Regions from separate parts of the Homo sapiens genome. Here region 1 is linked to region 2. A link is an interaction called in ENCODE POLR2A ChIA-PET data of the cell type or tissue named here. Cell type or tissue: PC-9. All regions are shown on one strand. Links, peaks and the distances in the headings refer to the core of each region. The heading gives the core; the rest is flanking DNA. Region 1 has its middle 27 kb from the start of MIR9902-1. Region 2 overlaps MPHOSPH9 (M-phase phosphoprotein 9).

Region 1 (12,289 bases), core at 2,219-10,218, 540 kb after region 2:
TGTAATCCCAGCTACCTGGGAGGCTGAGGCAAGAGAATAGCTTGAACCCGGGAGGCGGAGGTTGCAGCAAGCCGAGATTGCACCATTGCACTCCAGCCTGGGCTGTAAGAGTGAAACTCCGTCTCAAAAAAAAAAAGAAAAGAAAAAAAAGAAAGAAATGACCTTTTAGAGCTAAAATACATGATTATTTTAGCTCTAAGAAATTCCATTAAGAATTAAAAGCCAGTAGGGCCTCAACTGAGACTCAAATTAGTCTGGGAGATAAAGTACAAGAAAGATCTCAAAACAGAGCAACATTACAAAGAGATGGAGATCTTGTGAGAAAATATAAGAGTGGGAGGATAGGCCGGGCGCAGTGGCTCACACTTGTAATCCCAGCACTTTGGGAGGCCGAGGCGGGCGGATCACGAGGTCAGGAGTTTGAGACCACGGTGAAACCCCGTCTCTACTAAAAAATACAAAACATTAGCCGGGCGTGGTGGCGGGTGCCTGTAGTCCCAGCTACTTGGAGAGGCTGAGGCAGGAGAATGGCGTGAACCCGGGAGGCAGAGCTTGCAGTGAGCTGAGATCGAGCCACTGCACTCCAGCCTGGGTGACAGAACAAGACTCCGTCTCAAAAAAAAAGAAGGGTGGGAGGATATCCTTCCTCCCGAAGAACTAATATGTACATAATAGGAGTTCTAAAATGAGAAGATGCAACAGATAAATCATAGAAGTAAAGTTCCTCAAAACTAATAAAGACCTGAGACTGCAGATTAAAAGAGCTCACTGAGTTCCTGGCTGCACTGAGAAGACTCTTCTGGAGGCCTATTCTGGTAAAAATTCAGAAAGATTAAAAAAAAAAACAACAGTTTACAAGTGTCAAGCAGAGAAAGAAGATACGAAAGAAAAATCTCAGACTAGAATCAGACTTCATCTGCATTACTGAAAGATGAGAGTAATCTACACTTCTTATCTACAGAGAAGGGAGAGAAAGGACAGCAATCCAAGAATCCTCTATTCTGTTCTCAAAACATTTTTTTTGGCCAGGCGCAATGGCTCACGCCTGTAACCCCAGCACTTTGGGAGGCCGAGGCAGATGGATCACTTGAAATCAGGAATTCGAGACCAGCCTGGCCAACATGGTGAAATGCCGTCTCTACTAAAAATACGAAAATTAGCTGGGAGTGGTGGCAGGTGCCTGTAATCTCAGCTGTTCAGGAGACCGAGGCAGGAGAATCACTTGAACCCGGGAGGTGGAGGTCGCAGTGAGCCGAGATTGCACCACTGCACTCCAGCCTGGGCAATAGAACCAGACTCCATCTCAAAAAAAAAGAAAAAAAATTTTTTTTTCATCAATTGAAGCAACAGGTAGATTTTCAAAGATACTCAAGAAATCAGGCAGGCGTAGTGGCTCTCGTCTGTAATCCCAACACCCTGGGAGGCTGAGGTGGGAGGGATCACTTGAGTGCAGGAGTTTGAGACCAGCCTGGACAACATGGTGAGACCCTGTCTCTACAAAAAATACCAAAAAATTTGCCAGGCGTGGTAGTATGTGCCTGTAGTCCCAGCTACTTGGGGGCTGAAGTGAGAGGATTGCTTGAGTCCAGGAGGTCGAGGCTGCAGTGAGCCATGATTGCGCCATTACACTCCTGCCTGGGCAACAGAGCAAGACCCTGGTCTCAAAAAAAAGAAAATTCAGAGACAACCCTGGCGCACCCTCCATCTGATGGCACTACTTGGAAAAGACCTGATCAAGCTGCAAATAGCCCTGAAAAGAAGACTTAACAAAGGGAAAAAGAAAGAGAGCGAAAACCATGTTCAAAACATAGGCAGGGCTGGGCGCGGTGGCTCACACCCGTAATCCCAGCACTTTGGGAGGCTGAGGCAGGCAAATCACTTGAGGTCAGGAGTTTGAGACCAGCCTGGCCAACATGGCGAAACCTGTCTCTACCAAAAATACAAAAATTAGTTGGGTGTGGTGGTGCACACGTGTAATCCCAGCTACTTGGGAGGCTGAGGCAGGAGAATTTCTTGAACCTGGGAGGCAGAGATTGCAATGAGCCAAGATCATGCCACTGCACTCCAGCCTGGGTGACAGAGTGAGACTCCATCTCAAAAAAAAAAAAAAAAAAAAAAAAGAACATAGGCAGATGACATTTTAACTCAAAATGGAACAGGATAGACTGGGGATTTGTGTAATAGAGAAGGACCCTTAGAAAAGAGGATTATTGAAACCAAACGGATATCCCATAAGGGAAATTATAAGAAATGCTAGATTATCTCAGCCAAACCTCAGAAAGTGGGGTGGGGAATAGATGTGTTTCATGAGTCTCTCAGGGAACAGGGGGCAGGGGAAATGGAAGAGAGGGGAAGCGAAAGCGCTCTAAAGGTGTCATCTCACTGGGGTGAGGGAGAAGGGGAGTGCGACAGGAGAAATGTATATTTGATCTCTGCCCTTGGTTTCTAACACAGAGCCTCTAAAACCCTTGCAATTTCCTGAGGATAGGTGAACATCCTTTGCGATTATTTTTATTCTTAGTCTCTGGTTCCTGACACAAGAGCTTTTAAGACCCTTGAAATCCCCAGAGTGTGGTGATTGTCTTTTAATATGCTGATGAGATGACTGGTAGCTGGAGTCCCCAGACAGCTTTAGCACAGGGGCTGCTCCCTGCAAAGACCAAGGCATGGCCACAGGATTGGAGCTATCAGCTCCACCCCTTGACCTCTGGGAGGGGAGAGGGGCTGGAGATTGACTTAATCATCAATGGCCAATGGTTTTGTTTTATTTTGAGGCAAGGTGTTGCTCTGTCACCCAGGCTGGAGTGCAGTGGCATGATCACGGGTCACTGCAGCCTCAACTTCTCCAGGTTGAAGCGATCCTCCCACCTCAGCCTCCCATGTAGCTAGGACTATAGCTGCACACCACCAGCTAATTTTTGTATTTTTTGTAGAGACACAGTTTCACCATGTTGCCCAGGCTGGTCTTGAACTCCTGGGCTCAAGCGATCCATCTGTCTCAACCTCCCAAAGTGCTGGGATTACAGGCGTGAGCCACTGGGCCCAGTGGCCAGTGATTTAATCAGTCACACCTCCATAATGAAGTCTCCACAAAGTCCCTAGAGGACAGAGTTCAGAGAGCTTCTGAGTTGGTGAACTCAATGAAGTGCTAGAGGGACACATCGGAGGGCGCATGGAAGCTCTGCACACTCCCGCCCCATACTATATCCTCCATGCATCTCTTTCCACGTAGCTGTTTCTTAGTTGCATTCTTTATGACAAACCAATAAATATAAGTAAAGTGTTTTCCCGAGTTTTGTGAGCTATTCTAGCAAATTACTGAACCTGAGGATTGGACTGTGGGAACTTTTGATTTATATCCGGTCAGTTGGAAGTACAGGTGTATTGGGTAAACAAAGTCTGGTACATATACACCATGGAATACTACACAGCCATAAAAAACACAATCGGCCAGACATGGTGGCTCACGCTTGTAATCTTAGCACTTCGGAAAGCTGAGGTGGAAGGATTACTTGAGCCCAGGAGTTCTAGACCAGCTTGGGCAAAAATAGTGAGACCCCCCGTCTCTACAAAAAAAAAAATGAAAAACAAAAAATTAGTCAAGCATGGTGGTGCACGCAGTAGTCCCAGCTACTCGGAAAGCTGAGGTGGGAGGATTGCTTCAGCCCAGGGAGGTCGAGGCTGAAGTGAGCTGTGATTGAGCTATTGCACTCCTGCCTGGGTAACAAGAGACCCCATCTCAAAAAAAAAAAAAAAAAAAAAGACTGAATAAAACATGTCCTTTGCAGCAATGTGGATGGAGCTGGAGGCCATTATCCTAAGTGAACTAACACAGGAACAGAAAAACAAACACCACCTGCTCTCACTTATAAGTGGGAGCTAAACCTTGAGTTCGCGTGGACACAAAGAAAAACACAGACACCAGGGCCTATTGGAGGGTGGAGCGGAGGCAGAGGGAGAAGATTGGAAAACTACCTATGAGATACTGTGCTCATTACCCCTGTGACAAAACAATCTGTACACCAAACATCAGCAACACGCGATTCACCCATGGAACAAACCTGCACATGTACCCTCTGAATCTAAAATAAAAGTTGGAAAGGAAAAAAAAAAGTACCTGTGGGAAGCTGGGACTTGTGATTGGGGTCTGGAGTGGATGGAAGCCGTCTTGTGAACTGGGCCCTTTAGCTTGTGGGATCTGATGCTAACTCCAGGCTGAACAGTGTCAGATTTGAACTGTAGGACACCCAGTCAGTGTCCAAAGAGAACTGGAGTGCTGCTTGGTGTGGAAACCCCAGTGGGTGTCAGGAGTGTTGTGAGTGTAGAGAAAAATAGTTTATTTTTTTTCTTTTAGGGATGAAATAGATCAAGGAGGGTTGGGCGCGGTGGCTCACGCCTGTAATCCCAGCACTTTGGGAGGCCGAGGCAGGTGGATTGTTTGAGGGCAGGAATTTGAAACCAGCCTGGACAACATGGCGAAACCCTGTCTCTACAAAAAAAAAAAAAAAAAAATACAAAAATTAGCCAGGCGTGGTGGTGCGCACCTGTGGTCTCAGCTACTTGGGAGGCTGAGGCAGGAAAGTTGCTTGAGTGTGGGAGGTTGAGGCTGCAGTGAGCTGAGATCGTGCCACTGCACTCTGGCCTCGACAACAGAGAGAAACCCTGCTAAGGAAAGGAGGGGAGGGGAGGGGAGATCAAGGAGCTGAGAGGACAGGGTACTTCAGTGAGGAAAATAGTAGGTCCTATGTTTCTCATTTTAAGAGTGAGGAAATTAGTCATGAAGGAAACAAGGAGACCTTCTTTTTTTTTTTCTTTTTTTTTTTTTTTTGAGACGGAGTCTCGCTCTGTCGCCCAGGCTGGAGTGCAGTGGCGGGATCTCGGCTCACTGCAAGCTCCGCCTCCCGGGTTCACGCCATTCTCCTGCCTCAGCCTCCCAAGTAGCTGGGACTACAGGCGCCCGCCACTACGCCCGGCTAATTTTTTGTATTTTTAGTAGAGACGGGGTTTCACCGTTTTAGCCGGGATGGTCTCGATCTCCTGACCTCGTGATCCGCCCGCCTCGGCCTCCCAAAGTGCTGGGATTACAGGCGTGAGCCACCGCGCCCGGCCCAAGGAGACCTTCTTACCAAGCCTGGGAACTCAGAAGCTAGGGGAAAAAAAGACGGATATATTTGACCGTATAAACACTGAAACATTTTGTGTGACAAGGGATACCAGAAATAAAACCAATTCAAATGATGGAGCTGAAAAAATATTTGTAATACAAATAATAGTCACCAACTTCTATTGATGAACTTAGTGTGTGCCAGGCTGAATTCTACGTACCTGACACACATTAACTCATCATCTCTAACAGCACTATGAAGGAGGAATTACCGTGATGATGATGATGATGATCACTATTTTATAGTTGAGTACAGAGGTTAAATAATGAAGGTAAATAATTTGCTGAGGTCATGTGGCCAGTCAGGGCTCAGTCAAGATGTAACCTTTGGCAGCCTGCCCCAGCACCAAACCTCTTAATCACTTTGTAGATGAAAGCCAAAAGTCAAATGGACACTATATAAAGAGCTTTTACAAATTGTTCTGAAAAAGAGAATCAACCAATACAGAAATGGACTTAGACTATAAATAGACCATTTGCGGAGGAGCAAAACCAAATGGGTAACCAACAGTATGAAGAGACCCTCAAACTTACAGGGGTCAGACACTTGCGAATGAAAGCAGCAATGAGACATCTCTCTACATTCCTCAGAATAAACTGATTCATCAAGCTAAAACGAGAAAAAAAATCTCAAATGCTGGCAGGAATATGGAGAAAAGGGCATGCTCAGATATGAAGTTTTGTAGTCATTTGGGAAAGCAATTTGGCAACATCTGTTAAAATGGAAACTAAACATACCCTTTGATCTTCTAATCCCACTCTTGAGAATCTATCCAAAGAAATAAAAACACCAACACTTAAGGACAAGAATGTGTATTGGAGCACTGTTTTTGTGTGTGTGCATGTGGCAGAAAACTGACCACAAAGTGAACGCCCATCAAAAAGAAAAGGCATAACGAATAATGCTACTTCCACCCTATGGAATATCATATAGCTATATAAAAGGAATCAATGCCGGCCGGGCGTGGTGGCTCCCGCCTGTAATCCCAGCACTTTGGGAGGCCAAGACAGGTGGATCATGAGGTCAAGAGATCGAGACCATCCTGGCCAACATGGTGAAACCCCGTCTCTACTAAAAATACAAAAAAATTAGCTGGGCGTGGTGGTGCATGCCTGTAGTCTCAGCTACTCAGGAGGCTGAGGCAGGAGAATTGCTTGAACCCAGGAGGCGGAGGTTGCAGTGAGCTGAGATCACGCCACTGCACTCTAGCCTGGCAACTGAGCAAGAGACTGTCTCAAAAAAAAAAAAAAAAAAAAAAAAAAGAAATCAATGCCTCTGACTGGCAAAGTTTCCGCAAATTATTGTGAAGTGTGAAAAGCATGATACAAAAAATGTGTACATTGTCTCCCATTTTTATGAAACAAAAAATATCTATATGTAGAGGACTTTATGCAGACACAGGAAAGCATAGAGAACGCCTATGGGTTAATATCTGTTACTTGTAGGGAGGGGTTGGGAGACTTATGTGGGTTGAGCTGGAAAACCAGGAGTCAGATGAGAAAAAGCTTTACCAGGGGTGGCAAACCACAGCCCACAGGCCAAACTAGCCTGCCACCTTTTATAAATAAAGTTTTAAAAAAATAAATAAAGTCTTTTATAAATAAAGTTTTATTGGAACATAGCTATTCACAGGGCCAGGACTAGGGAGAGGCTGAACCACTCGCTCACTCTCAGCATCACCCCTGCACTTTCAGGACCTGAGATGAGTGTCTCCTTAGAGTGTGCACCCCAGGGGCCTCTGTCCTCTCACCCTAGAGTATTTGCATTCATTTACGTATGATCTGTGGCTTCTTTGTCACTACAAGGCAGAGTTGAGTAGTTGGGACAGAGACTGCATGACTTGCAAGCCTGAAATATTTACAGCACAGGTAAAGTTTGCAGGACTAAGTTTGCCTGGAGTAGTCTAAAATAAAATTGGGTATATGGGCCAGGTGCAGTGGCTCGAGCCTGTAATCCTAGTACTTTAGGAGTTCGAGGTGGGCAAATAGCTTGAATCCAGGAGTTCAAGATCAGCCTGGGAAACATGGTGAAACCCATCTTTACAAAAAAAAAAAAAAAAAAAAAAAGATTACCCCAGGTGTGGTGGTGTGTGCTTGTGGTACCAGCTACTCAGGAGGCTGAGGTGGGAGGATCGCTTGAGCCTGGGAGGTGGGCAGTGAGCTGAGATTGAGCCACTGCACTCTAGCCTGGGTAACAAAGTGAGACCTTATCTCACAAAAAAAAAAAAAAAAAGGCCAGGAGCAGTGGCTCACGCCTGTAATCCCAGCACTTTAGGAGGCTGAGGCGGGCAGATCACAAGGTCAGGAGTTTGAGACCAGCATGGCCAACATAGTGAAACACTGTCTCTACTAAAAATACAAAAATTAGCCGGGCATGGTGGCGCGTGCCTGTGGTCTCAGCTACTCGGGAGGCTGAGGCAGGAGAATCACTTGAACTGGGAGGTGGAGGTTGCAGTGAGCAGAGATCGTGCCACTGCCCTCCAGCCTGGGCAACAGAGTGAGACTTCGTCTCAAAAAAAAAAAATAGATATATGAACACATTAACATACCCAATAAAAGATTCTGTATTTGTCTGTCTATATATAAATTTTAACAAAATAAGATGAATCAGAGTCTTTAATCTGGTAGCCTACTGGCCCGAAGGGTTGGCTATTGTGTTTTTGGTGAGCCAGCAGTGATTTTATAAATTCCTATAGTCTTCTGAGTCTGTGTCCCCTGCACGTGTTTCCATTAGACACAAGGTTTGCCCTCCCAAGGACCACAGTATATAAACAAATACACAGTCTATCTGTGGAATTTTTTTTTTTTTTTGAGTCGAGTCTCACTCTGTCTCCCAAGCTGGAGCACAGTGGCATGATCTTGGCTCACTGCAACCTCTGCCTCCCATGTTCAAGTGATTCTCCTGCCTCAGTCCCCCTAGTAGCTGGGATTACAGGTGAACACCAACACGTCCGGCTAATTTTTGTTATTTTTAGTAGAGACGGGGTTTCACCATGTTGGCCAGGCTGGTCTCAAACTCCTGACCTTAGGTGATCTGCCTGCCTTGACCTCCCAAAGTACTCGGATTACATGTGTGAGCCACCGAACCTGGCCTGTGGAATTAAAATTTGGGTGCGGTGGCTCGTGGCTACAATCTCAGAACTTTGGGAGGCCGAGGTGGGCAGATCACTCGAGGTCAGGCATTCCAGACCAGCTGGCCAACATTACAAAACCCCGTCTCTATTACAAATACAAAAATTAGCCCGGCGTGGTGGCACATGCCTATAATCCCAGCTACTTTGGGAGGCTGAGGCATGAGAATCCCTTGAACCTGGGAGGTTGCAGTAAGCCAAGATCATGCCACTGCACTCCAGCCTAGGCGACAGAGTGAGACTCTGTCACAAAAAAAAAAAAAAAAAAAAAAAAAAAAAAAAAAATTCCATGGGGCCAAGTATAGTGGGGAGGCTAAGGTGGGAGGACTGCTTGAACCTAGGAGTTTGAAACCAACCTGGGCAACATAGCAAGACCCCATCTCTACAAAAATAAAAATAAAAAATAACTTGGAGGGCTGAGGTGGGAGGATTGCTTGAGCTTGGGAATTTGAGGCTGCAGTGAGTTTTGATCATACCACTACACTCCAGCCTGAGCAACAGAGTGAGACCCTGTCTCAAATAAATAAATAAATAAAAATTAAAAATCAGCTGGGTGTGGTCATACATACCTGTTTTCCCATACTCAGGAGGCCGACATAGGAGGATGGCTTGAGCCAGGAGTTTGAGGCTACAGTGAGCCATGATTACACCATTGCACTCCAAACTGGGCAACAGAGAGAGACCCTGTCTCGAAATAAAACCAAATAAATAAAATAAAATAAAATAAAATCAAGCTGCATGGGAGGAAGGGTGTTGGCGAGGATATCGGGAAACTGGAACCTCGTGCATTGCTGGCAGGAATATACAATGATGCAGCCACTGTGGAAAATAGTTTGGCAGCTTCTCAGTAAGCTAAACACAGAATCGCCATGTTACCCGGCAATTCTACTCCTAGGAAAATATTCAAAAGATTGAAAACAAGTGTTCAAACAAAAATTTGAATACATATATTCACAGAAGTACTATTCTCAATAGCCAGAAAGTAACCCAACCCCAAATGTCCATCAACCGATGAATGGATAAACAAAAGGCAGTCTATCCACACAAAGGAATACTATTCAGACATGAAAAGGAATGCAGTACTGAAGACAAGGAATGCTGCATCATGGATGAATCTTGAAACATTATGCTGACTGAAAGACACGAGCCAGGTGCAGTGGCTCATGCCTGCAATCCCAACACTTTGGGAGGCTGAGGCAGGTGGATCGCTTGAGCCCAGTAGTTTGAGACCAGTCTGGGCTACATAGCGAGACCCCATCTCTATAAAAAAAAAAAACGAAACTTAGCCGGGCGTGGCGACGCATGCCTGTAGTCCCAGCTTCTCAGGAGGCTAAGGTGGGAGGATCACTTGAGCCTGGGGAGGTCGAGGCTTCGCTGAGCTATGCTGACGCCACTGCACTGAAAAAAAGAGAGAGAGACAGAGAGAGAGAGACAAAGAAAGAAAAGAAAAGAAAAGAAAAGAGAAAAGAAAAAGAGAAAAGAGAAGAAAAGAGGAAAGAAGGAAGGGAGTGAGGGAATGAGGGAAGGAAGGAAGGAAGGAACGAAAGGCCACATTTTATATGACTCTATTTACATGAAATGTCCAGAATAGGCAAAATCTGTAGACAGTAACCTTAGTGGTTACTAGGGACTGGCGGGGAGGGGAGAATGGGAAGTGACAGCTTAATGGTTTCTGTTTAGAGTGAAGACAACGCTCTAGAACGGGAAAGTGGAGTGAGAATTGCACCAAATTATAAATGTACTTAACACCACTTTAAAATGGTGACTTTTATGTTATATATATATATATGTCTTTTCACAATAAAAAAATTCATGGTGGGAAATCTAAGGAAAAAAATCTAAAAAGGCAAAGTGGGGAGGGGCAATAATGAGAAAGAAAGGTCGAGAAACACTGAGCTAAAGACCAGTCTGTAATCTCTCTCTTTTTTTTTTTTGAGACAAGGTCTCGTTCTGTCACCCCAGCTGCAGTGTGGTGGCGTGATCACAGCTCACTGCAGCCTCGATGGCCTGAGCTCAAGTGATCCTCCCACCTCAGCCTCCTGAGAAGCTGGGACCACAGGCATGTACCACCATGCCCAGCTAATTTTTAATTATTTATAGTGTTGAAGTCTCATGTTGCCCACCCAGGCTGGTCTTGAACTCCTGGGCTCAAGCAATCCTCCCACTTTGACCTCCCAAAGTGCTGGGATTACAGGTATGAGCCACTGCACCCGGCCTTAGTCTGTATCTCAACACTGTAAAGATTGTTACCTTTAAAGCAAATACCTCAATAATTCAAGTCTTTAAAACAGTGAGGGGTCCAGCCACAGTGGCTCACATCTGTAATCCCAGCACTCTGGGAGACCGAGGTGGGCGGATCACTTGAGGCCAGGGGTTCGAGACCAATCTGAGTTTAGGAGTTTGAGACCAACTTGGCCAACATAGTGAAACCCCGTTGCTACTAAAAATACAAAAAATTAGCTGGGCACAGTGGCGTGTGCCTGTAATCCTAGCTACTTGCGGGCCTGAGGCACAAGAATTGCTTGAACCCGGGAGGTGGAGGTTGCAGTGAGTCGAGATTACGCCCCTCCACTCTAGCCTGAGTGACAGAGCAAGACTCTATCTCAAAAAAAATGAAAATAAAAAAAAAAGAGTTCGAGACCAGCCTGGCCAACACGTTGAAACCCTGTCTCTACTAAAAATACAAAAATTAAGGCCGGGCCCAGTGGCTCACGCCTGTAATGCCAGCACTTTGGGAAGCCAAGGTGGGCGGATCGCCTGAGGTCAGGAGTTCGAGACCAGCCTGGCCAACATGGTGAAACCCCATCTGTACTAAAAATCAAAAACTTAGCTGGGTATAGTGGCACATGCCTGTAGTCCCAGCTACTTGGGAGGCTGAGGCAGGAGAATCGCTTGAACCCAGGAGGCAGAGGTTGCAGTGAGCCAAGATCACGCCACTGCACTCCAGCCTGGGCGACAGAGCGAGACGCCGTCTCAAAAATAAATAAATGAATAAATAAATATAAATAAATAAATAAAAACGGTAAGGAAGGGATCTTGGCCCTTGAGGTAAATTGCCCCCTTGTCTCTCTCTAATCCAGGGTTTGGGGGAATGGTGTTCACTCACGGCCTGCAAAGCTTTGGGTTTAATTACTGTTTCTTGTCCAACATTTGTCTGATTTTGTGGGTTACTTGGGGCCCTCAGGGATGCAAGAAGCCAAGTGCACACTCAGGTGACCAAGGTGATGGAAGTTATAGAAGCAATCGTGGGCAAGCAAGAATGCTCTGGAAACTGTGGAGCCTCATGAAGAACTGGAACCGGTCTTTAATCAAGTCTCAGATACCATCTCTTAGAAGCTGTGTATCATTATTTCATAAACTATGAAGAAAGAAAAACAGGCCGGGCGCGGTGGCTCACGCCTGTAATCCCAGCACTTTGGGAGGCTGAGGGGGGTGGGTCACCTGTGGTCAGAAGTTTGAGACCAGCCTGGCTAACATGGTGAAACCCCATCTCTACTAAAAATACAAAAATTAGGCGGGCATGGTGGCACGCGCCTGTAATCCCAGCTACTCAGGAAGCTGAGACAGGAGAATTGCTTGAACCCGGGAGGCAGAAGTTGCAGTGAGTCAGGACTGTGCCATTGCACTCCAGCCTGGGTGACAGAGGGAGACAAAGGAAGGAAGGAAGGAAGGAAGGAAGGAAGGAGGGAGGGAGGGAGGGAGGGAGGGAAGGAAGGAGGGAAGGAAGGAGGGAAGGAAGGAAGGAAAGAAGGAAGGAAGGAAGGGAGGAAGGAAGGAGGGAAGGAAGGAGGGAGGGAGGGAGGGAGGGAAGGAAGGAGGGAAGGAAGGAAGGAAAGAAGGAAGGAAGGAAGGGAGGGAGTCCATCAGAAAGAAAGAAAGAGAAAGAATGAGAAAGGAAGAAAAAGAAGAAAGAAAGAAAATGCACACAATTTAACTATAATATACTTCTTTCTTATTGCTTCAAAATTTCATTTGACTCTTTTAGTCTCCAGTG
Region 2 (12,289 bases), core at 223-8,222:
TGGCACGATCTCGGCTTACTGCAACCTCTGCCTCCCAGGTTCAAGTGATTCTCCTGCGTCAGCCTGCCGAGTAGCTGGGATTATAGGCACCCGCCACTGCGCCCGGCTAATTTTTGTATTTTTAGTAGAGACGGGGTTTCATCATCTTGACCAGGCTGTTTTCGAACTTTTGAGCTCGTGATCCACCCGCCTCGGCCTCCCAAAGTGCTGGGATCATAGGCGTGAGCTATCACGCCTGGCCAGGCTTTCTTCTTTGAACCCTCTGAAGGTTTCTCCCCACCTGGTTTGAGGCCTGGCTCTCATTTCTTGGGTCAGCAGATTGTGCCTAATGACTTTTAGCTGTCAATCAATAGTTTTCTTTCTTGTAGTCTGATTTTGCTGCTGCTACACATCCTCGTGCTTTTTACCTCAGTAAACCAGATGAAACTCCAAATGCTTGGATGTCTGATTCAGGAACAGGTATGATACTTACATTTTTATTTTTTTTAACCTAAACTACATACACTCAGAGGAAGGTACTTAGATTTTTAGAGCATTATTTTTAAAAAACAACTTGCCTACATTTCTCCATATGGGATGATACTGTATAGTAGTATGGTTTTGTAAATGTGTTATGTGTTGTGATGTTCTCTGGTAGCAGCCTTACCTTTGTTTGTTTTGTTTTTTGAGACAGGGTCTCACTCTGTCACCCAGGCTGGGGTGCAGTGGTGCGATCACAGCTCACTGCAGCCTCAGCCTCCTGGGCTCAAGTGATCCTCCCACCTCAGCTTCCCAAGAATAGCTGGGACAACAGGCGGTGTCACCATGCCCAGCTTTTGTATTTTTTTGTAGAGACAGGGTTTCGCCATGTTGCCTCAGCTGGTTTTGAACTCCTGGGTGCAAGCAATCCACCAGCCTCGGTTTCTCAAAGTGCTGGGATTACAGGCTTCAGCCACCATGTCCAGCCACCTTTCTTTCTTATCTTAATTTATGTTACAAGATCTGTAAAGAGAATAAAGAAGTACTTTTGCAGTTGTTTTGAACAGCTGTAAAAATCATCAACCTTTTTCGGGTAGTCCAAAATGAATTAAATTCAAACCCTCTGAGCCATCCTTTACACTCCATGGTGAGCTTATTCCAATCTTAATGGCCTTATATACAGACTTTTTTTTTTTTCCATATCCCACATCCAATTCATCAGGATGAATTAGCTTTGCCTTACAAATCTTTCTAGAATCGCACCACTTCTTACAACCTCCACAGCTTCTAGCCTAAGAGTGTTCTCTCATCTGTCACCTGGGTTGCTACTGTCTTCCTAACCAGCCTCCCCACTTCCACTCTTGCACACTTCAGTCTGTTCTCAACATAGTAGACAAAGTGATCCTCTGAAAAGTTAAGTCACATCATGTGACTCCTCCTCTCCAAACCCTGTTGTTCACAGAGTCCTTACAGGGGCCCACAGTGCCTAACAACCTAGCCCTGTTACCTCTTTGACCTCACTTTATACTGAATTGTTCCTCGAATTACAATGGGGTTATGTCCTGATAAACCCACCATAAATTGAAAATATCATAAGTTGAAAATGGGCTGGGCACAGTGGCTCATGCCTATAATCCCAGCACTTTGAGAGTCCAAGGTATGAGGATCGCTTGAGGCCATGAGTTTGAGACCAACTTGAGCAACAAGTTGAGACCCCATCTCTACAAAAGAGTCAAAAAATTAGCCAGGGATGGTGATGCGCCTGTAGTGCTAGCTACTTGGAAAGCTGAAATGGGAAGATTGCTTGAGTCTGGGAGGTCAAGGCTGCAGTGAGCCATGATCACACCACTGCACTCCAGCCTGGGCAATACCAAGACTTTGTCTCAAGAAAAAAAAAAATTGAAAATGCATTTAGTACACCTAGCTTATTAAACATCATAGCTTAGCCTAGTGTACATTAAATGTGCTCAGAACACTTACATTAGCCCACAGTTGGGCAAAATTATCTAACACAAAGTATTTTATAATAAAGTATTGACTATTTCATATACTTTATTGAACACTGAGAGTGAAAAACAGAATGGTCAGCCAGGCGCGGTGGCTCATGCTTGTAATCCCAGCACTTTGGGAGGCCAGGTCGGGCGGATCACGAGGTCAGGCGATCGAGACTATCCTGGCTAATACAGTGAAACCCCGTCTCTACTAAAAATACAAAAAATTAGCTGGGCTTGGTGGCGGCCGCCTGTAATCCCAGCTGCTCAAGAGGCTGAGGCAGGAGAATGGCGTGAACCCAGGAGGCAGAGCTTGCAGTGAGCCGAGATTGTGCCACTGCACTCCAGCCTGGGCAACAGAGCCAGACTCTGTCTCAAAAAAAAAAAAAAGAATAACAGAATGGTCATATGGGTACTCAAAGTATGGTTTCTACTGACTGCATATCGCTTTTGCACCATGATAAAGTAAAAAAAAAAAAAAAAAAAAGTCGACCATTGTAGGCTGGGGATTGTACTCTGTCCTTTTTTTTTTTTTTTTTTTTGAGACAGAGTTTTGCTCTTGTTGCCCAGGCTGGAGTGCGATGGTGTGATCTCGGCTTACTGTAACCTCCGCTTGCCAGATTCAAGTGATTTTTCTGCCTCAGCCTTCAGCTTCCCAAACTGGGATTACAGGCATGCACTACCACGCCCAGCTAATTTTGTATTTTTAGTAGAGATAGAGTTTTTCCATGTTGGTCAGGCTGGTCTTCAACTCCTGACCTCAGGTGATCTGCCCACCTCAGGTGATCTGCCCGCCTCAGCCTCCCAAAGTGCTGGGATTACAGGCGTGAGTCATTGCGCCTGGCTGTGCTCTGTCCGTTTCTTTGATGAGAAGGGAGATTGTCTGCTCAAATGTCCCAGATAGGTTTTAGGACTTTTGCATTGGCTGTTTTCCATACTTGAAATGTTCTTTTCCCTGTATGAGGGAGCTCCCTCATACATGGCTAAAATGGCTGATGCCCTCTTAATTATCCTCTCAGTAGCCAACCCTGTTTACCTGATTCAAAAATAGTGCCTGCCCATCGCACCCCCCACTACATATCCCCTTTATCCTATTTTAAAATCTCATCAGAGTGCTTACCACCTATATACTGCATGATTTACTTACTTTTCATGTCTCACTCCTCCTGCCTCCCCAGCCTGGCACTATAGGTACTCAATAAACATTTGAATTATTTACATTGATTCTGTATGTCTATACTACTCACAAAGAAATTGTCAGCTGGGCGTGGTGGCTCACACCTGTGATCCCAGCACTTTGGGAAGCCAAGGTGCGCAGATCACCTGACCCCAGGAGGTTGAGACCAGCCTGGGCAACATAGCAAAACTTCGTCTCTACACAAAATACAAAAATTAGCTGGGTGCGGTGGTGTTGAGTTTATAGTCCCAGCTACTTGGGAGGCTGAAAGGGAATGATGGCTTGAGCTCGGGAGGTCAGGGCTGTAGTGAGCTGTGATTGCACCACTGTACTCCAGACTGGGTGACAGATGGAGGCCCTGTCTCAGAAAAAAAAAAAAAAAAAAAAAAAAAGAAATTGTCTATTTTAAAATATATTTTAAGGCTGGACCTGGTAGCTCACAACTGTAATCCTAGCACTTTGGGAGGCCGAGGAGGGTGGATTGCTTGAGCTCTGGAGTTTGAGACCAGCCTGGGTAACATGGCCAAACCCTGTCTCTACTAAAAGTACCAAAAAAATTAGCAGGGCTTGGTGGTGTGTGCCTGTAGTCCCAGCTTCTTGTGGGGCTAAGACAGGAGGATGTCTTGAACCTGGAAGGTTGAGACTCCAGTGAGCTGGGCTGGGCGCAGTGGCCCATGCCTATAATCCCAGCACTTTGGGAGGCCGGGGCGGGAGGATCACTTGAGATCAGGAGTTTGAGACCAGCCTGGCCAACATGGTGAAGCCCCATCTCTACTAAAAATACAAAAATTAGTCTGGGCACGGTGGCTCACACCTGTTTTCCCAGCACTTTGGGAGGCCGAGGCAGGCAGATCACTTGAGGTCAGGAGTTCGAGACCAGTCTAGCCAAAATGGCAAAACCCTGTCTCTACTAAAAATACAAAAATTAGCAGGGCGTGATGGTGCATTCCTGTAACCTCAGCTACTCAGGAGGCTGAGGCAGGAGAATCACTTGAACCTGGGAGGCGGAGGTTGCAGTGAGCCGAGCTCGTGCCATTGCACTCCAGCCTGGGCAACAGAGTGAGACTCTGTCTCAAAAAAAAAAAAAAAAAAAAAAAAAGAAAAAACAAACCAAAAATTAGCTGGTTATGGTGGCGCATGCCTGTAATTCCAGCTACTCAGGAGGCTGAGGCAGGAGAATTGCTTGAACTCGGGAGGCGGAGGTTGCAATGAGCCGAGATCACTCCACTGCATTCCATCTTGGGCAACAGAGCGAGACTCTGTCTCAAAAAAAGAGACCACAGTGGACTGAGATGGCACCACTGCACTCCTGGGTGACAAAGTGAGACCCTGTCTCAAAAAATAAAAAAATTTATTTTATTATTATTATTTTAATTTTTTTTTGAGACTCTGTCACTCACTCTATCACTCAGGCTGGAGTGCAGTGGCACCATCTCAGCTCACTACAACCTCTGTCTCCTGGGTTCAAGCGATTCTCATGCCTCAGCCTCCCAAGTAGCTGGTATTACAGTGTGTGCCACCACACCTGGCTGATTTTTGGATTTTTAGTAGAGATGGGGCTTCACCACGTTGGCCAGGCTGGTCTCAAACTCCTGACGTTAGGTAATCCTCCTGCCTCAGCTTCCCAAAGGGCTGGGATTACAGGCGTGAGCTACCATGCCTGGCCAAAAATATGTATTTTAAATTGTACCAACTCATCTTGACTTTTTATATTTCAGTTTTAAACATTTGCATCCAGTTAGGACTCTTACATAATAAGGAATTTAGATAACTTTTTTCCATCAAAATTCAAATTACTTTAACCCAAAATTAATTTCTTCCCATATTTAATTTCCTTTAGGTAGAAATGTTATTCTAGAAAGCATTTTTGTTTTTTTCTCACTCTTTTCTATTCTGTGTGTTTGTGCACATCAGGATTGACTTACTGGAAACTAGAGGAAAAGGATATGCACCACTCTTTGCCTGAAACTTTAGAGAAGACGTTCATATCATTGTCTTCCACAGATGTGTCACCAAACCAGGTAATTTAAAAACACACGGTGGCCGGGCGCGGTGGCTTACGCCTGTAATCCCAGCGCTTTGGGAGGCCGAGGTGGGCGGATCATGAGGTCAGGAGATCAAGACCATCCTGGCTAACACGGTGAAACCCCGTCTCTACTAAAAATACAAAAAATTAGCTGGGCGTGGTGGCGGGCGCCTGTAGTCCCAGCTACTCGGGAGGCTGAGGCAAGAGAATGGTGTGAACTCAGGAGGCAGAGCTTATAGTGAGGGGAGATTGCGCCACTGCACTCCAGCCTGGGTGACAGAGCAAGACTCCATCTCAAAAAAAAAAAAAAAAACAACAAAACAAAACACACACACCGTGGACTGGGCGTGGTGGCCTGTAATCCTGTAATCTCGGCACTTTGGGAAGCTGAAGTGGGCAGACCATCTGAGGTAAGGAGTTCGAGACCAGCCTGGCTAACATGGTGAAACCCCGTTTCTACTAAAAATACAAAAAAATTAACCAGACTTGGTGGCGTGTGCCTGTTCATCCCAGCTATTTGGGAGGCTGAGGCAGGAGAATCACTTGAACCTGGGAGGTGGAGGTTGCACTGAACCGAGATTGTGCCATTGCACTCCAGCTTGGGCAACGAGAGTGCAACTCCATCTCAAAGAAAAAAAAAACTGTGTGTGTTTGTGTTTTACAATTGTTGCTAAGTACTCCAGTATAAATTTTATTTTTCAACTTCTAAAATACTGGAAAAAGCATGGGCTTTAGAATCATACTCACTTGTTTTCAAATTCAGTCTGTCATTTTTGCCTTATGTAATCTTAGCAATGCTTCTTAAAAGTGGAATTAAAGGCTGGGTGCTGTGGCTCAAGCCTGTAATCCCAGCACTTTGGTAGGCCAAGGTGGGCAGATCACCTGAGGTTGGGAGTTCAAGACCAGCCTGGCCAACATGGTAAAACCCCATCTCTACTAAAAACCCAAAAATTAGCTGGGCGTGGTGGCATGCACTTGTAATCCCAGCTGCTCAGGTGGCTGAGGCAGGAGAATCACTTGAACCCAGGAGGTGGAGATTGCAGTGAGCCAAGATGGTGCCACTGCACTCCAGCCTGGGTGACAGAGCGAGACTCCGCCTCAGCAAAAACAACAACAGAAAAAAGTGGAATTAAAAATTCCACTTTTAAAAAATTCTGGCTGGCTTGAGCTGGGCATCATAGTTTACACCTGTAATCCTTGTACTTTGGGAGGCTGAGGTGAGAGGATCACTTGAGCCCGGGAGGTCACACCATTGCACTCTAGCCTGTGTGACAGAGTGAGACCCTGTCTCAAAAAGGGAAAAAAAAAATGCTGGTTAGTGTTTTGTGAAATTAAATGGATTGTGCCTACTATTTCATATGTAGTAGGTCCTCAGCTATTAATTTCTTCCCCTTTTCCCAGAATTGGTGTTGATTTTTCATTTGTTACACCTCCATTCATTTTCATTTGTTATGCGATCCATTTCCACCATAGTTATGAGCAACTTAATTTGCTGTATTCTTTTTTTTTTTTTTTTTGAGACAGTTTCACTCTGTCGCCAGGTTGGAGTGCAGTGGTGCGATCTTGGCTCACTGCAACCTCTGCCTCCCGGGTTCAAGTGATTATCCTGCCTCAGCCTCCCGAGTAGCTGGGTCTACAGGCACATGCCACCACGCCCAGCTAATTTTTGTATTTTTAGTAGAGACGGGGTTTCACCATGTTGGTCAGGATGGTCTCGATCTCTTGACCTCGTGATTTGCTTGCCTTGGCCTCCCAAGTGCTGGAATTACAGGCATGCACCACTGCGCCCGGCCAATTTGCTGGATTTTCTTTGAGTAAGAAAGGTACATTTAAAAAAAAAATTTTTTTTTTTTTTTTTTTTTGAGACGGAGTCTCAGTCTGTCACTTAGGCTGGAGTGCAGTGGTTCCAGGTTCAAGTGATTCTCCTGCCTCAGCCTCCTGAGTAGCTGGGATTATGGGCATGCGCCACCATGCCTGGCTAATTTTTGTATTTTTAGTAGAGAGGGAGTTTCGTGATGTTGGCCAGGCTGGTGATCCACCCACATCAGCCTCCCAGAGTGCTGGGAATACAGGCGTGAGCCACTGCGCTGGCCCATTTTTTTTAAATTTAAGAGCAAAGAAATAAAACTATTCAGTAAATGTACATCAATGTACCTATTTCACCTCTGTATTTTTTTTTTTCTTTTTTTTTTTTCTTTGAGGCGGAGTCTCGCTCTGTTGCCCAGGCTGGAGTGCAGTGGCGTGATCTCAGCTCACTGCAATCTCTGCCTCCCAGGTTCAAATGATTCTCCCACCTCAACCTTCCAAGTAGCTGGGATTACAGGCACCTGCCATCATGCCCAGCTATGTTTTGTATTTGTGTAGAGACAGGGTTTCACCATGTTGGCCAGGCTGCTCTCGAACTCCTGACCTCAGGTGATCCGCCCGCCTTGGCCTCCCAAAGTGCTGGAATTACAGGCATGAGCTAGTGCACCCGGCCTTCATTTCTGTATTTTGATCAGGTAATGAAAGAGTACCTGGGGAAAAGGAGAGATACTATTAAAGTAACCAAGAGACATAAAAATGAATGACATATACAGACAGACAGATGGGGCAATGTACTTGTAAGCATCAGAGTCTCAGTGACGGAAACCAATGTTCCGTACTTCATGAAAGGAACAAAAAGACACAGGTCAACACAGAGAAATGAAGTATGAGGGGGGTAAGATTGTAGGGGGCAAGGCAGGCTTAGTAGGCTTTGCAATTGCAGGGCTCACAGTGTTATCTGATCTTGAACATCAGTAAGTGGATACTGCATTTTGTTGACTCTACGGTATTGTCAACTTTAAGGTTTCCCATTTCATGTTCTACCAAGAAAAATTTATAAATTAGACTGATACAATGCTTTTTTTTTTTTTTTTTTTTAACCACTTTAGAATTTATATTTTATTCTTATGGAAAGAGTCTTTAGACTTAAACATAGGTTTTATTATGTATCAGTAACTTTTTTTTTTTTTTATTAGAGAGAGGATTTTTGCTGTGTTGCCTAGGCTGGTCTCAAACTCCTGGGCTCAAGTGATTCCCCTGCTTTGGTCTCCCACAGTGCTGGGATTACAGCTGTGAGTCACTGTGCCTGGCCTATTATATAACTTTTTTTTTGAGACGGAGTCTTGCTCTGTTGCCAGGCTGGAGTGCAGTGGTGTGATCTCGGCTCACTGCAACCTCCATCTCCTGGGTTCAAGCGATTCTCCTGCTTCAGCCTCCTGAGTAGCTAGGACTACAGGCATGCACTACCATACCCAGCTAATTTTTTTGTGTTTTTAGTAGAGACGAGGTTCCACCATGTTGGCCAAGATGGTCTCGATCTCCTGACCTTGTGACCCACCTGCCTCAGCCTCCCAAAGTGCTGGGATTACAGGTGTGAGCCACTGTGCCTGGCTTATTATATAACTCTTATGCATACTTTAAAAAGGAAAACATAAGTGAAATAAAAGTGGCTAAAATTCTTTCCTTCTCAGAGTGTTATACTCTTCTCTTCTCATCTCTTCTCTTCTCTTCTCCTCTCCTCTCCTCTCTTCTCTTCTCCTCTTCCTCTCTTTCTCTCTTTCTTTCTTCACGGTCTCACTCTGTTGCCGAGGCTGGAGTATAGCAGCTTCATCATAGATAACTGCAGACTCAACCTCCTGGGCTCAGGCGATCCTCTTGCCTCAGCCTCCTGAGTAGCTGGGACTACAGTCATGTGCAACCACACCTGGCTCATTTTTTTTTTGTTTGTTTGTTTTTAGTAGAGGCAAGGTCTCTCTATGTTGCCCAAGCTGGTCTCTCAAACTCCTGGACTCAAGCAATCCTCCTGCCTCAGCCTCCCAAAGTGCTGGGATTACAAATGTGAACCACTATGCCTGGCCATTTCTCTCTCTTCACCTTGGTGTTAGTTTCTGTGTTTTCCCACGTTATCTTCCTCTAGCCCACCAAGAGCATCAGCGATTCTGCATTTCTTTAAAAAGAATAGAAAGGCCTTTCTGCTTTTTACCTGTCTTAGTAGCATGTAGGACTAGCCCGCTTTGGACTCCCATGTGGAGTATGTTGCTAAACGTGTCTGATTCACCGTTCTCTTAAATATTGGTCCTCAGGAGCTTCATTGTAGTGTGTAGGTTTGTCTTCCAAGCTGCTGATACCTATTTGGCCAATTTTGAGCTCATGAGCAGGGAATGACAGTCTGTCACAACCACAACTTGGCCCAAAGCAATAGCAATTATAAAATGCCATTAATTACAAGAGGCATCCCTACTTTAGAGATGTTAACATGACAAGAACATAAAAGTGGTGAAAAGTGGTACTTTTCTATTCCCATGAGCTTTGAGTAGAATAACCCCAACTATTCCCCCAGACCACCAGGCTGTGGCCATAGCTGGAGTAATGCTACTCTTCACAGGCTTCAGGTCTTGAAAAGGCTTCTTTAGGTTATTGGCATGTAAAGAATGAATTCTACAGCAGGATTATGGGAATTGTGGTACTTTTTTTTTTTTGAGGCAGAGTCTCGCTCTGTTTCACAGGCTGGAATGCAGTGGTGCGATCTCAGCTCACTGCATCCTCCGCCTCCTGGGTTCAAGCAGTTCTCCTGCTTCAGCCTCCCAAGTAGCTGGGATTACAGGCACGCACCACCACACCCGGCTAATTTTTGTGTTTTTAGTAGAGATGGGGTTTCACCATATTGGCCAGGCCGGTGTCGAACTTCTGACCTCAAGTGATCCACCCGCCTTGGCCTCCCAAAGTGTTGGGATTACAGGCGTGAGCCACCACAGTATATTTTAAAGGTTTAGATTTAACAAATTAATGCCTTTAATGCACACACTCACAAGGTTTTAAAAATACATATTCATGGTGCTCTGCAGCCTACGTAGGGTCTAGAAATGGGACACAAATTTAAAGCTACATGATTAATGTGTTCTTTCAGTGTTTTCAGTGTATCTATTGTTGAATCTGTAATCTCATTTGTGACAGTGTTCACAGTTTAAATTTGAGGCCCAAGGTTAATTGGTTCTCCTCTCACACCCTATAATACGTCCCACCTTGAAATAATTTAAGCCCAAAGTTTTAGTGTTTAGAGCCTAGACCTCTCTGCAACATTTTTAGTGTAGTGAGGTCCTGATTTCAATTTTTCGAAATTAGGGTCCTATCTTCTGTTTTTTGAGACAGAGTTTTGCTCTGTCGCCCAGGCTAGAGTGAAGGAGTACAGTGGCATGATCCCAACTCACTGCAACCTCTGCCTCCTGGGTTCAAGTGATCGTCCCACTTCAGTCTCCTGCGTTGCTGGGATTACAGGCCTGCGCCACCACTCCCAGCTAATTTTTGTATTTTTAGTAGAGACAGGGTTTCACCATATTAGCCAGGCTGGTCTCGAACTCCCGACCTCAGGCGATCCGCCTGCCTTGGCCTCCCAAAGCGCTGGGATTACAGGTGTAAGCCACCGTGTCCAGCCTAGGGTCATATCTTCTTATTTTACTAATGAATAAAGGGACTTATTTTCACTTGATCTTAGCCAAAAGGCTGAGAAGTGATGGGTGGGGGGGACTTATTTTCATTGGGTCACTTTGTGACACCTAGTTTTGTTTGGCCAACTCTTTTAACAAACATGATTGTAACTACATAGATAAGGAACTCCAGCTCTTGGTGCTTTTTCTTCAGCCATATGAAATTAATTTGGCCGAAAGTTTTCTCATCCTTCTATCATTCATTCTGAAGTATCTTGTTTTCTTTTTTTTTTTTTTTGAGACGGAGTTTCGCTCTTGTTGCGCAGGCTAAAGTGCAATGGCGCAATCTCGGCTCACCACAACCTCCGCCTTCCAGGTTCAAGCGATTCTCCTGCCTCAGCTTCCCTTGTAGCTGGGATTACAGGCATGCGCCACCATGCCTGGCTAATTTTGTATTTTTAGTAGAGACAGGGTTTCTCCATGTTGGCTAGGCTGGTCTCAAACTCTCGACTTCAAGTGATCACTCACCTTGGCCTCCCGAAGTGCTGGGATTATAGGCATGAGCCACTGCGCCTAGCCTATGAAGTATTTTCTTACCTCAAAACTTGGCTATTGGCTAGGCGTGGTGGCTCATGCCTGTAATCCCAGCACTTTGGGAAGCTAAGGTGGGAGGATTGCTTGAGCTCAGGAGTTTGAGACTAGCCTGGGCAACATGGTGAGACCCTGTCTCTACAAAAAAAAATAGAAAAATTAGCTGGGCGTGGTCTTGCACTCGTGTAGTCCCAGCAACTTGGGAGGTTGAGGCAGGAAGATCACTTTAGCCTGGGAGATTGAGGCTGCAGTGAACCATGATCACACCACTGCACTCCAGCCTGGGCAACAGGGTGAGACCTTGTCTCAAAGAAACCCAGAAAACTTGGTTCTTATTTTGAGTGGGAGAACTACTAAGAATTTCATTATTTGGAAGTATTCATAGGCTGCTAAATAATTAATGTTCACATTATCCCCTTAGTGTCCTAAATTGTTAGGAGATCCAAACATCTTTCCATTCTGAGGTAGACTCATCATACTAGGTAATGACTTCCAAGCTTGTATTACAAATCTGACAGTCTACATTTTCAATTTGCTTAAAGTCTTTCAAAAATCTTTTTATGGTGCTTATTTTGATATCATTAATTTGTTTCATTATTGATAACACCATTTAATTTTGTTTCGTATCTTTAAGTCTAATACTAGTAATGAGATGAAGCTACCGTCACTGAAGGATATTTATTATAAAAAACAAAGGGAAAACAAGCAGTTACCTGAGAGGAATCTCACTTCTGCTTCCAACCCAAATCATCCACCAGAGGTAAAGTTGTCCACATTCTGCCGAGTGAACGTGAACAATGCTTCCTGACTCTAACTTTTACCTCAAGCTTCATTTTCCCTAGGAGATCTAAAGCCTACTCACTTCAAAACAAGCAAAACAAAGCCGAGTTCTGAGGGTAAGACTTCGTTGTTGTCTGGTTTCCAGGTCCTGACTCTAGATCCTACGTTACACATGAAGCCAAAGCAGCAGATTTCAGGGATTCAACCTCACGGCCTTCCGAATGCCCTTGATGACAGAATATCCTTTTCCCCGGACTCTGTTCTAGAGCCTAGTATGTCTAGTCCCTCTGACATAGACTCATTTTCACAAGCAAGT

What was found. ChIA-PET counts read pairs that join two places held together with the same protein. Peaks named below come from ENCODE experiments on the same cell type or tissue, not always from the same donor. Only the 100,000 strongest peaks of a DNase experiment are listed, where the experiment ranks them.
Region 1: POLR2A ChIA-PET joins it to region 2 with 27 read pairs; 3 of 35 experiments call an interaction of 5 or more read pairs at or near these places.

What each region holds. Positions count from the first base shown.
Region 1 is chr12:122,663,051-122,675,339 of GRCh38, reverse strand. No RefSeq gene overlaps it. Among named protein-coding and RNA genes, the nearest start is that of MIR9902-1, 27 kb to the left of the region's middle. In PC-9, for the core only: no CTCF peak of the experiment used is centred there; DNase peaks (open chromatin) are centred at 5,449 and 5,799; H3K4me3 peaks cover 719 bases; H3K27ac peaks cover 2,089 bases.
Region 2 is chr12:123,202,914-123,215,202 of GRCh38, reverse strand. It overlaps MPHOSPH9 (M-phase phosphoprotein 9), which reads left to right. Exons shown (of 24, transcript NM_022782.4): 7 at 369-459; 8 at 5,041-5,147; 9 at 11,828-11,953; 10 at 12,119-12,289. Among named protein-coding and RNA genes, the nearest start is that of MPHOSPH9, 24 kb to the left of the region's middle. In PC-9, for the core only: no CTCF peak of the experiment used is centred there; no DNase peak of the experiment used is centred there.